3 separate regions of the Homo sapiens genome follow, and regions 1 and 2 are each linked to region 3. Evidence: chromatin contacts called from ENCODE Hi-C data. All regions are on one chromosome and are shown on one strand. The core of a region is the stretch at or near the end of the contact, and the rest is flanking DNA. Distances in the headings are between cores, read along the strand shown. Region 1 holds the start of KCTD18 (potassium channel tetramerization domain containing 18). Region 2 holds the start of PGAP1 (post-GPI attachment to proteins inositol deacylase 1). Region 3 holds the start of NDUFS1 (NADH:ubiquinone oxidoreductase core subunit S1).

Region 1 (4,481 bases), core at 1,738-4,237, 5.6 Mb after region 3:
CTCATCCTAAAATTCCTTTTCTTGACTCTTATCCCACCTTCACTACAGCTTCACTTCTCTACTTCTATTTACAACAAAGTCTTCTCTAAAGGGTTACATCCAGCCTTCCATCTCCCATTCACTCTCCAGCCCATTTTTGGCTGGTTTGCGTCCTCACCACAACATTGAAACTGCTCTTGTCAAGGTCACCTAGAACTCCCACAATACCAAATATGATGGACCCTTGATTTCTCAGTGGCATTTGACATGAATGACACTTTGCTCTCTTGGTTCCTGTAACTCCATACGCTCCTGACTCCCCTCCTTCCTCTTGGCTCTTCCTTGTAAGCCTGACTTCTAAATGCTGAAGTCAATGCTTCATGTTGTCTCTTCTCATTTATCTGCCCTTTCTGCAGATGGTTTCATTCACTCTCATAGCTTTAAATGCTTATGCTTTCCAAATATCCACCTTCAACACAGAATTTTACCCCTGAGCTCCAGATTTATTCAATTGCTAATTGATCTCTCTACCTGAATGTCTGAAAAGCATCTGAATCTTAGTAGTCCAAAACACAGCTTCTGATTTCTTCCCTCAAACCTATTCCTCTCCCATAATTCACTGACTCGGTAAACTCACTATTATCCCATTGTTCAAATTAACAATTTAGAGATATTCCTACATTTTTCCCTTTCCCTTAAATCCCATATATTGCAGCCATGAAAATGCACTTCTCAGATCTCCAATTGCAGGGAGCATTGTTGACTGATGCCTCAGCTGCTGTCCTTTGAAATTTATCACCAGGCTGCACTGCCCACTGACTGCTCCCAGCCAGTGACTGAGCAGAGGGATTTAAGGCAGGCCCATTCCTGGGAGACACAGAACTCTTCTGATATGGGGGACTTTGGCTTGAAGGCTTTCCACTGGCTGTGCTGAAACTTTCTCAGAACTGTATCATATCTACAACTTTTCCTACTTTTCCTTTCCTGTTCTCCACAAGGGTTGAAACTGTCTAATGTCTTTCCTAATTCCCCTCAGATGCTTCCCTGTTATTACCTCACAGGTGTTCCCTTCAATAAATCTCTCACATGTCTAATCTGATAATATTGTTTGCTTCTCAGGGGATCCATATTAACACATTGTATTTGATCCACCAACAAATTTTATGTCATGTCTATCTCCTGAGTACCCCTCTTGCATCCATCCACTTCTCTTTATTGCCAACACTACTCAAGGAGGAACTAAGACATTTCTCCCCTGGATTATTGCAATAGTCATCTACTTCCATCTCACACCTTTCCAATCCATTCTCATCTCAGTAGCTGCAGTGATTATTTTTTTTTAATAGTAAATCAATTGTGTCACTTCCCTGCTTAAAACCTTTCAATAGCTTCTCATTATGCTTACAGTCAAATTAAATTTCTACCATGGCCACACAATACTTTAGAGTCTGGGCTCTTGCCTCTCTCTTCAACCTCATCCCATCTCATCTTCCCCTTTGTCCTGATGCCCACCAAGGCTCAGACATACTAGTGGCCTTTCTCTTCCTACAAATTGCTGAGTCCTTTCCTGCCTGAGGGGCTTCCGACTTGCTCTCCCTTCTTCCTAAAATACCCTTCCTCCATCTCTGCAGAAGGTGGACTCATTCTGACTCCTAGCCCTCAACTTAAATGTCCACTCATTTCCTCGCACCTAGTTATCACTCTCTGTCACCACTTTGCTTAGTGTCTGTTTCTCCCACTTGAACAAGGGCAGGCAAACTATGGCCCATGGACCACCATTTGTTTTTGTCTGGCCCATGATCTAAGAATGGCTTGTACATATTTAAGTGTTTGAAAAAGCTGCATTTTTAAAAGAATATTTTTTGACACATGAAAATTATGTGAAATTGGAATTTCAGTGTCCATAAAGTTGGAACTAGCAATGCTCATTTGTTCAGGTTTTGCCTATGCCTTCTTTTAGACTACAACTGCTGAGTTGAGTAGTTGTGCATGGCCCACAAAGCCTAAAATATTTACAGAACAAGTTTTCTGCATGTTGTACTGGAAAGTAAGGTTGAACGCCCATTATTTGTCTCTTCCAGTCCTTTACTCTCAGTGCTTGCTCCATAGCTAGTGCTTAATAATTACAGGTTGAACAAACCTTCCCTCTCTCCTAAGACTGTTAATATCTAAGGGGATAGGTTGACTTACCTCTCTTTGGCTTATTCTCTTCTAAGAGCCAGTCAGGGAAATTTGGAACCAAATATTTTTGATTTTGGGGAAGCACCTTGAAAACAGGACTGTTATATTTCTCTTGAAATATCTAGCACAGTACCTTGCACAAGGTAAGATGGTGCTAGAAACTGGAAGAACTGTTTTAGGGTTATCGTTAACAGGAAATTAAGTAGTGCATGCAAAGCACTTAGCACAGTGTCAGGTGTACAAAAGTGTTGAATAAATGTTTGCTCTCGCCTCAATTTTCCTTGCTATAATGGGAAATAAATATCACCCTTTATATCACTGTCACACAGACTAAACAAGAATGCTGTGTGTGAAAAAGCTTTGTAAGCTGCAGACACTATCCAGATAGACTTATCCAAGTGCAATATATTAACACACGTTGGCACTGAGCAGCCCTGTTTGGAGGGATGGGCACTGACCTGGGGGTGAGAACACTTAACATCCTAATTCTTGCCACTTATTAAGTGACCTTGGACAATCGCAACTTCTGCGGCTGTTTCTTCTCTTCACCTGTAAAACCAGCCTCTGAACACACAAGACCGTCCCTTGGGGTTCAGCCCTGGCCTTCTCTACCGTGTGTTTCCCTTACCTCCGGGATGGAAGACCCACCCGACTCCGAGGCGGCCCACTGGGGCGAGACGAATCTGGGGGCGGGGCGTGGCGTGGCGTGGCGTGCCCGGGACGTGGCCTCCCTCCCTCCCTGAGCCGCTGCCTCAGAGCCGGGCCGCACGGGGGCGCCGCTGGGGCCGCTCTGCTCCCGAGTTGCCGAGCAGCTGAGAAGGCGTTCACTTCCGCGTCCGCCCCGCGGCGTCCGGCGGCCGCGCCGAGGGTCTGGCGGGCCGCAGGTCAGTCTGGGAAGCTGCCGACCCGCCCCACCCCCCCGGTGCGGAAGAGCCGGGCGCGGGATGGGCCGCGGGCCCGGAAGGCGGCGGGGCGCCCTGAGGAAGGGCACGGGCCGCGCTGGTAACGCGCGCGCCCCGGGCTGCAGGCTCGGGCTTCGGGCCGATTTGGGGTCTCCAGGCCGCGGAAGACCGTGGCGGGGCTTTCTGGCTCCCCAGCTCCTCCCGGCTCTTCCCGCTTCGGAAGAGGAGTGTGAGCCCCTTGAGCGATGTTTTTCAAAGTGGGGTTCGCGGGCAGATCCCGACCCCTCCTCAGACTTTCTGAGGAACTGTGTGCTGTGGCCGGAGTGTCTTCGTTTTCCCAAGCGTCCCTGATGGTTTTGATGCAGGTGATCATAGGAATGCACTCTGGGGGACATTGTCCCCGAGGGCTGGACACTTTCCACATAGCAGGGAGCCTAACTGGGTGCTTTTGAGGATGGGGCCTGCGGAGTGCCCCCCTGGTGTGGCCTTGGAATGATGATGTTCCTATCCTTAGGAGAGACTGCCTGGGGTTGGGGTAGGAGGAGTAGCTCTTAAATCCTCGGGATCGGGGTGCTGCTGTGTTATCGTAGCCAAGTCTTGAGATGGACAGATGCTTAGAGAGTGAAAGGGCTGGGTCAGGATCCATAGGGGTGAAACAGTGCTGGAGGAGGCGGTGTGGGGTGAAGCAGGAAGAACTTGGGGTTCGTCCTGCCGTTCTGGATTGGGGCTGGCTCCACAACCTACTAGCAGTCAGTCCTTGTGTGGCCCCTGTACACATCACTCTTTTTTTTTACCCCAATGGCCTCATCTGTCAACAGGGACAGTAATTCCCATCCAATAGAGTTTTTGTGTGAATTAGGTAAAGTGTGTCAAGTGTCTCTTACAATGGCTGGCACATAATAAGCATTCAGTAAATGGGAGTTATTAAGAGTGACACAGGCCCTGGCTTCCTTGGCCTACAGACCAAAAAGTAGGGATTAAACAAGTGGGGTAAAAAGTGGACAGACACACAGTATATTTGTAGAATTGTGCAAGGATTCTAACTTGGGGGGCAGAAGGATACGTGGGACGGTCATGCAAGAAATTAGGTTTGCTGAAGGCCTTGAAGAATAGATAGGATTCCAGGGAGCCAGTAATGAGGCAGAGGGAACAAGTTCCATCCCATGCCTCAGAGGTGGCTCTCACACATGGATCTTTGGAGTGCTGCTCCCAGGACTTCTAGGCAGTGCGAGATGTCACATCCATAAGTGGTTTTGGAAGGCTGGACCTTTGGCCCATAATGGTTTCTGTTGCTGACCGTATTCTACACACATGGTCTTCCTCAGATTTTAATGGTCTCCTTCCATTTTATTGGAGACTAGCTGGCATCTACAAAACGATCTTAGTTGTTCACTGAGTAAAAGTGAATTGACATGGATG
Region 2 (4,361 bases), core at 518-3,017, 9.2 Mb after region 3:
AAAAAAAATTAGCCAGGTGTGGTGGTCACACCTATAATCCCAGCTACTTGGAGGCCGAGGCACCAGGATCACTTGAACCCGGGAAGCGGAGGCTGCAGTGAGTCGATATCGCGCCACTGCACTCCAGCCTGGGCGACAGAGCAAGACTCAGTCTCAAAACAAACAAAAACGACACGTCTCATACAGGACTTACTTCAATGACATATTACTTAATTGCCCTCCTGATCAGTACCACCTACAGCTCCCCTGTTATCCTGGTCTTTCCAGACTTATCTCCCTACAAAAAAGGAGACTGCTTCCGCATTTTCCCATTTCTGTCTTTCTCCGTCAATACTCCACATTCCGTAGCTAGCTGTGTTTGTTTAGACTTGCAACTGTTTCTGTGCAGGGTAAAGACTATCTTGATTTTCAGGATCACTCCACTTCTTCTTCATAGTTTCGTAATCTGAACATCAGGGTGTTGTACAAGATAAACTATAAGCTTCCTTTTGGTTTTAAAATTCTTTGATTTTATGTATTGTAGCCAAACTTCCTCTGCACAGAAAATATACCAGAAAATCAGCCCAAGTTCAATGAAATTCATTTAGTGCCAAAGACCATTCTAAGAATCCTGTGGTTACTACACACACACGCACACACACACCGTCTACTGTTGAGTCAGCTTTAAAGAGTGATGTCTTTTTCCTAACATTCTAGTGTTTTGAAGCTGCTACAAGTGATTGATTTCGAGCTTTTTTTAAAAACTCCTCCTTTGTACAAAACAGAACCGAAATTCTTCAAAACGAATTAAGTCATTTGCGAGTTTGAATGGAAGCTGGACGAAATTGCCTCCTCCAGTTAACGTGGAACCCATTCCCCAAGAGATGGAGGTTCTGGAGAGCAAGGCGAGTCAGCGTCAAACTGATTACGCAGATACCTGTTGGGGACGTCAGTGCTAATAGATATTTTGGTAACATATTTTAAGGACTAACGATGCTTTTTGTGATTCAGGCTTTCATCTGATACCAAGAGCAGAATCTCGTCGGCTTGCGGGTGTTTTTTTTTTTTTTTTTTTTTTTTTTTTTAATGAGCCGGTGCTTTTAAGCGCTGTTACCTACTGGGCCCAAGTAGGCGGTAGAAGAGGGAAAATAAAGCCATTTGTTCCCTCTTCAAGCTAACTGCTCCAGAGAGCTGTGAGTGTGCTCTACTACCGTTGGGAAAACCGAAATTGCGGAGGCCTGAGTCTTTTCAAAATTGAACGGGAAGCGTTTTTAAACTGCCGCAGGGAGAGGCGTTTGCGAGGTGACAGCTGATGACCCCTGGGCTTTTAAGTCCTCCTCCCCTCTCTCGGTCCGCTCTCGGTCCTTAATCGCCTCTGGACTCTGGGCTCTAGTCCCCTCCCCAGATTCACCCATCTGACACCCGCCTCCTGCCCAATCCCCCGGCTCGTCTCCAGGGCTCCCGCGCTCCGCCCATCCCCCTCTGGATGCTTCCTCTCTCTCTCTTCTTTCCCTCCCGCCAGCCACTCCTCGCGTCTTTCTCTCCCCACTTCCCTTCTTTCCCCTCACCCTCCAGCCCAGCCCACCCTGCTTTCTCCCTCTTTCTCTTTCCCGTAGATCCGCGCTCGCGCTGCAACACCTACTCCTCCCTCGGCTCTGGGAGTCGCCAGGCCAGAGGCGCCGCGGACCTGGTGCGCGCAGGCGCACTGCGCGGCTGGCGAACGGGCAGGCCGGGCATCAGCGCAGGCGCGCGCGGCTGGGGCTCGGCTCCGGGGGTGGCGGTCGGACAGTGTCTAGCACGCTCAGTCCGGGCTTGGGGCCCCGCGGCGGAGAAGGAGGTAGAGGGGGCGGCGGCGGCGGCGGCGGTGGTGGCGGCACCATGTTTCTTCACTCAGTTAATCTCTGGAACCTGGCGTTTTATGTCTTCATGGTCTTTCTGGCAACCCTGGGGCTGTGGGATGTCTTCTTCGGCTTCGAGGAGAATAAGTGCAGTATGAGCTACATGTTTGAGTACCCGGAGTATCAGGTAAGGTTCTGCCCTCTCCTCAGCCGGGCGCTCCAAGACTCTGGCCCCTGGTGCCTTTTTCCTTCTGTGGGTTCGTCCTGCCTTGGCTCTCTGCGCCTCTCGGGCCCCCTGTCCCGTCCTCGCCTCTGTTTTCTCCGCCCGGGGAGACTCTGCATCCCCCTTCTGCCCCCCTCACCTCCCCTTTGTGTCCCTTCTTCACGGTGGGGTGTTTGTTAGACGATTTCCCGAGAGCATCCTCGTGGTCGTCCTCGTAGTTACTCCGCTGTCCCTCCGCCTCCTCCCCAGCCCCAAATCCTGGGCACAAGCTCTTCTGACTGGCCGGGCCCAGCCCCCCTCATGCCCAGAGAGGCAGCCTCAACCCTTCTCCCTAAACCGAAGCTCCATCCCTCTCGCGTTCTTGCCTTAACCCGTGCCCCAGGACCTTCCTTTGCTTCCCACGCGCCTAAATTCCCCTCGCGCCCGGTGATCTGCTCGTCAGATTTCGCATTTCTAGAAAGGGACCGAGCGTCTGCAGAGTGTATATTGGCTAGATAGTTCCCAAGGCTGTTTTTAGAGACTCCAGGGTTTTGCCTATGGGTAAACTGGCGAGTCATTGAATTGGAAACTAGATCCCCTCTTGGAAAGATGTTGCAGATCCTCTTATTTTGCAGGTTAAGGGGCCGTGCGTGTGTGGGCTTGCCTGTGTGTGTGCATACCTGTGTTTATGCATGTCTCTCAGCAGCCGAGCCTCTTAATAGTTGCATACAAAATCTATTTCATGGTGCTATTTTTGTTTTCTCGCTGGGTTCGGAGTTTAAGAGAGAGCCAACCCTTCTCTCTCCACCCCTACCGCTTCCATGCCATTTTGAATGTTTTCAATCAATGGCTTCGTTAGTTCGGCATAGTAGGATCTAGAATTTCATTCATGACTAGCTGTAAAAAGAGGCGCAGACAAATTACACAACTGTCCTAAGAGAATTTTTCCGAATGATTCTTTTATTTCTAAGTGCATCTCTTAATTATGGACTACCTATTGTAATAATTCCCTACCATAAAATGTATATGCACTATAACATATATTGATAAAATACATTTTTAGTATACTCTTAAAATCACAGCAGTTTTTTTTTTAGGGTGAAGGATGCAAGTCCTGATTGCTTCTTTGTACAAGTCATTATGGAGGAAGCCTGTTACTTGATTACGCTGCTATTATTTTGATCTTAAGACTACTTAAGGTTTAAATTGCTGAAGAGCATTCTTTCCCATGGGAAAAATTCTAGTAAATTTAGATTTCATTTGTGTTTAGATCCTTACCTTGGTTTTGCATTTATGATGATAAGAGAGTGGAAACATTTGGTAGGGATGCTATCGAAGGAGAAGATTTTGACATGTTACTGTCGTCTCTGTTCATTTCTAAGCAAACCTTTTTAGTTTAGTATTTTAAAAAACTGAAAATAGAGCTATTATAATTCCCTCCTTATTTTTGGTTTAATAATTAGGAAACTCCCAATAGATTGAAGTAGGTCACTTTAGTTTTGTACCGCATTGAAGAGTTTGGTTAAAATCATTTTGTGACAGTACAGTACTAATTCCCATTTATTTTTAGATTTCCTACAATTATTGAAGCTATTTTAATATTCACAGAAGTAGAAATTGTTCTCTTTAGCGTTGGGAACAAAGCATATGGATCTCACAGACGCATTTCCTGCCTCATAAATTGACTGGAAAAACAGAAAATTAGTGTAGCTAATGGTAAAGAGCTCTTTGGGTTTTTATTGTTGTTGAGTAGTCTAGGTTTAGTTATTTTGGTTTAAGTTGCTTTTTTGGGGTTTTACACTTCTATTAATAATTTGCTAATACAGTAATAATCACAGTGGCAGAAGTTTTTGATTTTTAGCAGGTTTTTATGATGTAAAAAGCTGTGTTAATTCATGATAGTATTTATATTGTATTCTTAAGTCTTTTTGTTTTGCATACCAGGTCATGTTATCTTACAAATACAATTAAAACCAGCCTATAGAAATGAGTCATTTTGAACATAGTGAGATTTCTGGATAAATGAGGCCATTCTGTTGAGAACCAAATGGCTTTCATGAATAAAAATGTTTTAAAGATATTTTACATATTGCTTACTTTTAATTATATTTTATAGTCAGCTCTCTAATTGTTCACAGGTTGATACCCAGATGTGAGATGTCCTAGTCATTGGGTTTTCTTCTTTCTTTTGATGCCTTTCTTTTTTTTTACTGCTCATTTGCATCTTCTTTAGTTAGCCAGCAGAAATAGAAAGGTGGTTGAAACACATTCAGTTTTATTATCCATTTTTTTAAAAGATGGGGCATAAATTTGAAACTCTTTGCAAAAATGAAGTTTTGAAT
Region 3 (4,605 bases), core at 1,393-3,892:
ATATTGTGCAAGACGTTCTTCCCTTAGCCTCTTTGCTTCTTCACTTTCCTGTAAAGAAAAAAAATTAATCCACTTCAGAAAGCTGGTTGTTCCTCTGCTTAAAGCTAGTGGGGTCATCACAAAAAAGACTGGCTTAATCAGAAAAAAGCAAATCCATCACGAACTCAGCCGAAAGATGGTGATTTGATTTTATTCATCATGCAACCAGTCAGAATTTGAAAAAGGCATATAAATTAAAGCCAGGATTCAAATCCAGGCAATTTGGCTTAACCACATTGATACAATTGCTGATCGATGTATTCTTTTTTTTTTTTTTTGGGACGGAGTCTCGCTCTGTCGCCCAGGCTGGATGCAGTGGCACGATCTTGGCTCACTGCAACCTCCGCTTCCTAGGTTCAAGCAATTCTCTGCCTTAGCCGCCTGAGTAGCTGGGATTACAGATGCCTGCCACATTTTTTTGTATTTTTAGTACAGACAGGGTTTCACCATCTTGGCCAGGCTGGTCTTCAACTCCTGACCTCGTGATCCACCCGCCTCAGCCTCCCAACATGCTGGGATTACAGGCATGAGCCACTGCGCCTGGCCGATATGTTCTTTATAGAAGACGCCATACCTCCTCATCATCAGATCCAAAGAGGTCAATGTCATCATCATCTTTACTATCTGTAGCTCCACTTCCTGTAGTGTCTTCCACATCGGCAGGACCATATTTGCCCAAAGCTTTCTTCACTCCTGGCAGGCTTGAAAAACATTTAAATTCAACCACTATTGAGCTAGTATAACATCCTTTTCCAGAAAATACAAAATAACTTGTTTTAATCACTACTTATCACTAGATCCCTTTTGCAATCATAATTTACCCTTTCACATGCGCCCAGGTAAACACTGTCATATGTTCAACTCCTCACCCGACAAGCATTAGTACCATGTGAGACATTATTTTCAATACTCACTATGATTTACTCTTTCAGTATGAACATTTCTGTTTGAGATTTCATTAAGTATGCTCAGTTCCATTCTTAGTGAACTGGAGTCCACTTCCCCAAACTTCCACCCTTGTTGGCAGTTTCAGAAGAATGGCCAAGGACTGAATGAATGAGCCACCCTCTCACCCCAGAGGTGGGCCCCCCAGGTCAAGGTCGAGGCACATTGGCAGGGCAGTGTGGGGAAAAGTTGAATTGCTGCTGTCCATGTTCTACCTGTTCTGTGAAAAAATGGAGGGCTTCAGTCTCTTGGCCTTCTAAGGTTACAGAAAAATTTAGCTTACAATATCCCAACAAAACTAAAGTAGCCTGGGTCCAGTTTTGTCATGTGAACATCCTGATAAACTTCGAGAGCAGTCTTATTCTTCAGCTCTATACAAAGATGATTTTACCTGGCCTTTTCCTTTTCGTAAGACTTGATGTGATTATACCAACGTAGGGCATGACACAAGTCGGCAGGCGGTGGGCTGGACACGGCTTCAAATACTGCCACATCTGCTTGTGATGGCACATACCTGCCAAGGACACAGAAACATTCACACACACCTTTGAAAAACAAACGCCAGCGAATAAATAATAAATACCGTATGCATCACATTAATTAGTGGGCACTAACCCCAGCAGGGTTGCTTTAATGCTTTTCTTTTCTTATTAGCTCCTTCAAATCAAACCATATGTTTGGGTCACCGCGCTATCCTGAGAAATGTCTGCCACTAAGTAGACCTCAAATACTGCAATGTCTGGCGTTGCTCTATCTACAGCTTAACATGTATTAACTGGGCAGCGATGCGGAAACACCTGGCTGAATTAAGTGTAAATAAAGCACATTTTAACCTTTCCTTGCTCGTGAACCGCTCCCCGGAGGCCGGGCTCGCCCCACACGAGGGCCTTGGGAGACGGCAACGGGGCGCTTTCCCCTCCCTCTCGAAAGGGCCCCGGGCCCGGCCTCCCTCCCTCCCGCGGCAGCCGACACGCTGCGCCACGTGGCCCCGGCCCCGGGCGGAGAAACCTCCCCGCCACCCCGACTCAGCCCGTCCGCTCACCCCTCGATGTAGCTCTTGTCCGCCAGGTAATCGTTGAGCACCTGGAGGCCGGCAGGGCTTTTCAGGTCTCCGAAACCCATGGTGTCGGCTGTATCCGAGAGCTGGGGAGCAGCAGAAAGAGAGCGCGCAAATTGTGGGCGCCCCACGCTGAAGAGAGGAAAAAGGACCCGAAGAGACCGGAAAATTCCTTATATAGAGACGGAGGCGTTTCCCTCCACCGCGCCGGACCGAAGGTTAAAGGTCAAAGTACTTTTGCATTCCCACTTCTCCACGTACGAATTGGGGGCCCTGAATTAAATGGCCCACAAATTGTCCATGGACCTTTCGTTGCGTTTGGAAGTAAATTAATAAAATAGGCATGTCTTAAGTTCGTACCTCCACGGCTCCCGAAGATGACGGGAACCAGCCCTAGAAGCGCCGGAGATGACCGAAGACGCCCGGCCTCGAGGCTGGGGCCACTTCCGGCGGAACTGCGGGTCCAAGTTGTCCTTCCCGCCTCCGGGCTGGGCCGACCTCAGCTCCGCCCTCTGGTCGGCTGACGGAAATTGCCGACAAACTTGTCGAATGCAAGGATTCTAGTCCCTCCGGGCTTTCCGTTCTCCAGGCCCGGCTGACAGAGTTAGCCGAGGCCGCCATATTGAATAAGCGACCCGGCCTCCTAGGGGGTCGTCGTGGTCCAGACAGTTTAGCAGAACAGCCTCCGCGGCTCCGGGGAGAAGGTGAGGTCTTGTATGGATGGGAAGGGTGAGGTGCGTCGGCCAGAGGCTTATTTATTGACGGGACTGTTTCCTTTGGCCCACGCGACGTAGTCTTCTGTTGTCCTTGACTGGGCGCCGCCTCCCGCCCCGCCGCCTCGGAAGCCCCTGAGAGCCGGCAGATGGGGGGCTTTTAGCCACGGTCTCTGGTCTGATGAAGCAGAAAAGAAGATGAGGATCAGGGGGTCCTCGGGAACGCTGTCACGAATGTAGGCTTGCAGGTGACCTTCCCTCTGCAGGGAAAATTCAGGACATTTCCCTCTCAGAGGAGGAGGCCGTTTTATTCCCCGGGAGAGGACCAGTGTCCGATGACTTAGGCCTTAAGACTAAGCCTTTCCCCCCAGATTTTTACACGCCTGATACAGTGCATGATTGTTTGGTCGCTGTTGTGTTAGCAATGGCTCACGCTTCTGTTTGTTGTCCTTGTTTGTTTGGTCCATTGACCACGTTGGACAGCATTTTTTTATTCCTTTAACTAACGGGAAATTGAGAAAAACGACTTTTGAAAAGTTAGCCCAGGATTGCATTGCAAATAACAAAACGTTGTTTACAGGTTATTGGGATCCAGTGCTTGAACTGTAAGGTCTTGGATCAGACACAACTCTGTTCACACACGAATTGACGGTATAGAAGTGTAACGTTAACTGTTTTTGATGAATAAACAAGTTATTTTTGTTTTGCGGAATATTCTTGTTTTCACCGACTTAAGGCTGCCAGAGCACCTGCACTTTTTAAATCCGGGAAAGTGGTCTCTACAAATTAACGACCAGAAATTAGAGATTCAGTTCACTTAACCGTTATTGAACATTTACTACGAGCCAGAAATGAGTCCGTAAAGAAGAATAAAATGGATGATATGCTGGGGGAATCGTAAATGTTAGATAGCCTGGTCAATGAAACTGAGAAAAGGCTTTTAAGCCAAGATTTGAAGGATAAGGAGGGGCCAGGGAAGAGCATTTCAGTCTGAGGTCACAGCCGGTGGCAAGAGGGGAGAGGCTGTGTGGGAATAGTGTGGAAGCTTGGTGACCTGTTAAGCTATTGAAGGCCGGAGGCGGTGGCTCACTCCTGTAATCCCACCACTTTGGGAGGCCGAGGCGGGCGGATCACGAGGCCAGGAGATCGAGACCATCCTGGCTAACACGGTGAAACCCTGTCTCTACTAAAAATACAAAAAATTAGCTGGGCGTGGTGGCGGGCGCCTGTAGTCCAGCTACTTGGGAGGCTGAGGCAGGAGGCTGGCGTGAACCCGGGTGGCGGGGCTTGCAGTGAGCCGAGATCGCTCCGCTGCACTCCAGCCTGGGCGACAGAGCGAGACTCTGTCTCAAAAAAAAAAAAAAAAAAGCTATTGAAATACTCCAGGCAAGGAGTGATGGTGGATTGGGATAGGGTGGTACCTTGGAAGGCAAGAAGTAAATGGATGGATCCATGTTGGAGAACGTGGAATAGCATAGTCCCTATATGGAAAAGTATCCAGTCTAGTTTAAGAAATGATTAGTCATTAACATTTTCCATCCAAAGAGATAATTATTTCTATTGCTACTTGGCATATCAATGTTCAAAGCACATATCGAAGTGTTGCAAATCTGTATTTCTTATGTTGGGCTATGCTTTGTTGCTGGATGTCAACAGTCTAGTTCTAGTTGATTTCCTATCCAAAGTGAGTACTATTTTTATATTGCATTGGAGATAAAAAAGTATTAAAGTTTTAAAATTGTATGAAATACTGATTGTTGATTTCAAATCTGTCAGTGCTCTAATGGAGTAAGTTTAGGTTTATATTTATGCCATCAGTAGTTTTTAATAGGACAGATGCTACTCTAGTTC

The links. A loop is a pair of places that touch in the nucleus more often than their neighbours do. Pooled maps may share reads with other maps.
Region 1: a pooled map shows a loop between it and region 3 (13-fold over the local background). The contact joins the promoter of KCTD18 here to the promoter of NDUFS1 in region 3. A Hi-C loop is called at or near these places in 8 of 50 pooled maps.
Region 2: a pooled map shows a loop between it and region 3 (6-fold over the local background). The contact joins the promoter of PGAP1 here to the promoter of NDUFS1 in region 3. A Hi-C loop is called at or near these places in 2 of 50 pooled maps.

What each region holds. Positions count from the first base shown.
Region 1 is chr2:200,508,574-200,513,054 of GRCh38, reverse strand. KCTD18 (potassium channel tetramerization domain containing 18) reads left to right here and starts at 2,987. Exons shown (of 7, transcript NM_152387.4): 1 at 2,987-3,427. RefSeq lists a silencer at 2,755-3,214.
Region 2 is chr2:196,924,113-196,928,473 of GRCh38, reverse strand. It overlaps PGAP1 (post-GPI attachment to proteins inositol deacylase 1), which reads left to right and starts at 1,767. Exons shown (of 27, transcript NM_024989.4): 1 at 1,767-2,004. The coding sequence starts at 1,858. RefSeq lists a silencer at 1,569-1,818.
Region 3 is chr2:206,157,481-206,162,085 of GRCh38, reverse strand. NDUFS1 (NADH:ubiquinone oxidoreductase core subunit S1) reads left to right here and starts at 2,642. Exons shown (of 19, transcript NM_005006.7): 1 at 2,642-2,745. It overlaps EEF1B2 (eukaryotic translation elongation factor 1 beta 2), which reads right to left and starts at 2,191. Exons shown (of 6, transcript NM_001959.4): 1 at 2,027-2,191; 2 at 1,376-1,498; 3 at 614-740; 4 at 1-48. The coding sequence starts at 2,106. It overlaps SNORD51 (small nucleolar RNA, C/D box 51), which reads right to left and starts at 205; the gene lies at 136-205. RefSeq lists a silencer at 1,855-1,924 and enhancers at 2,185-2,444, 2,555-2,964.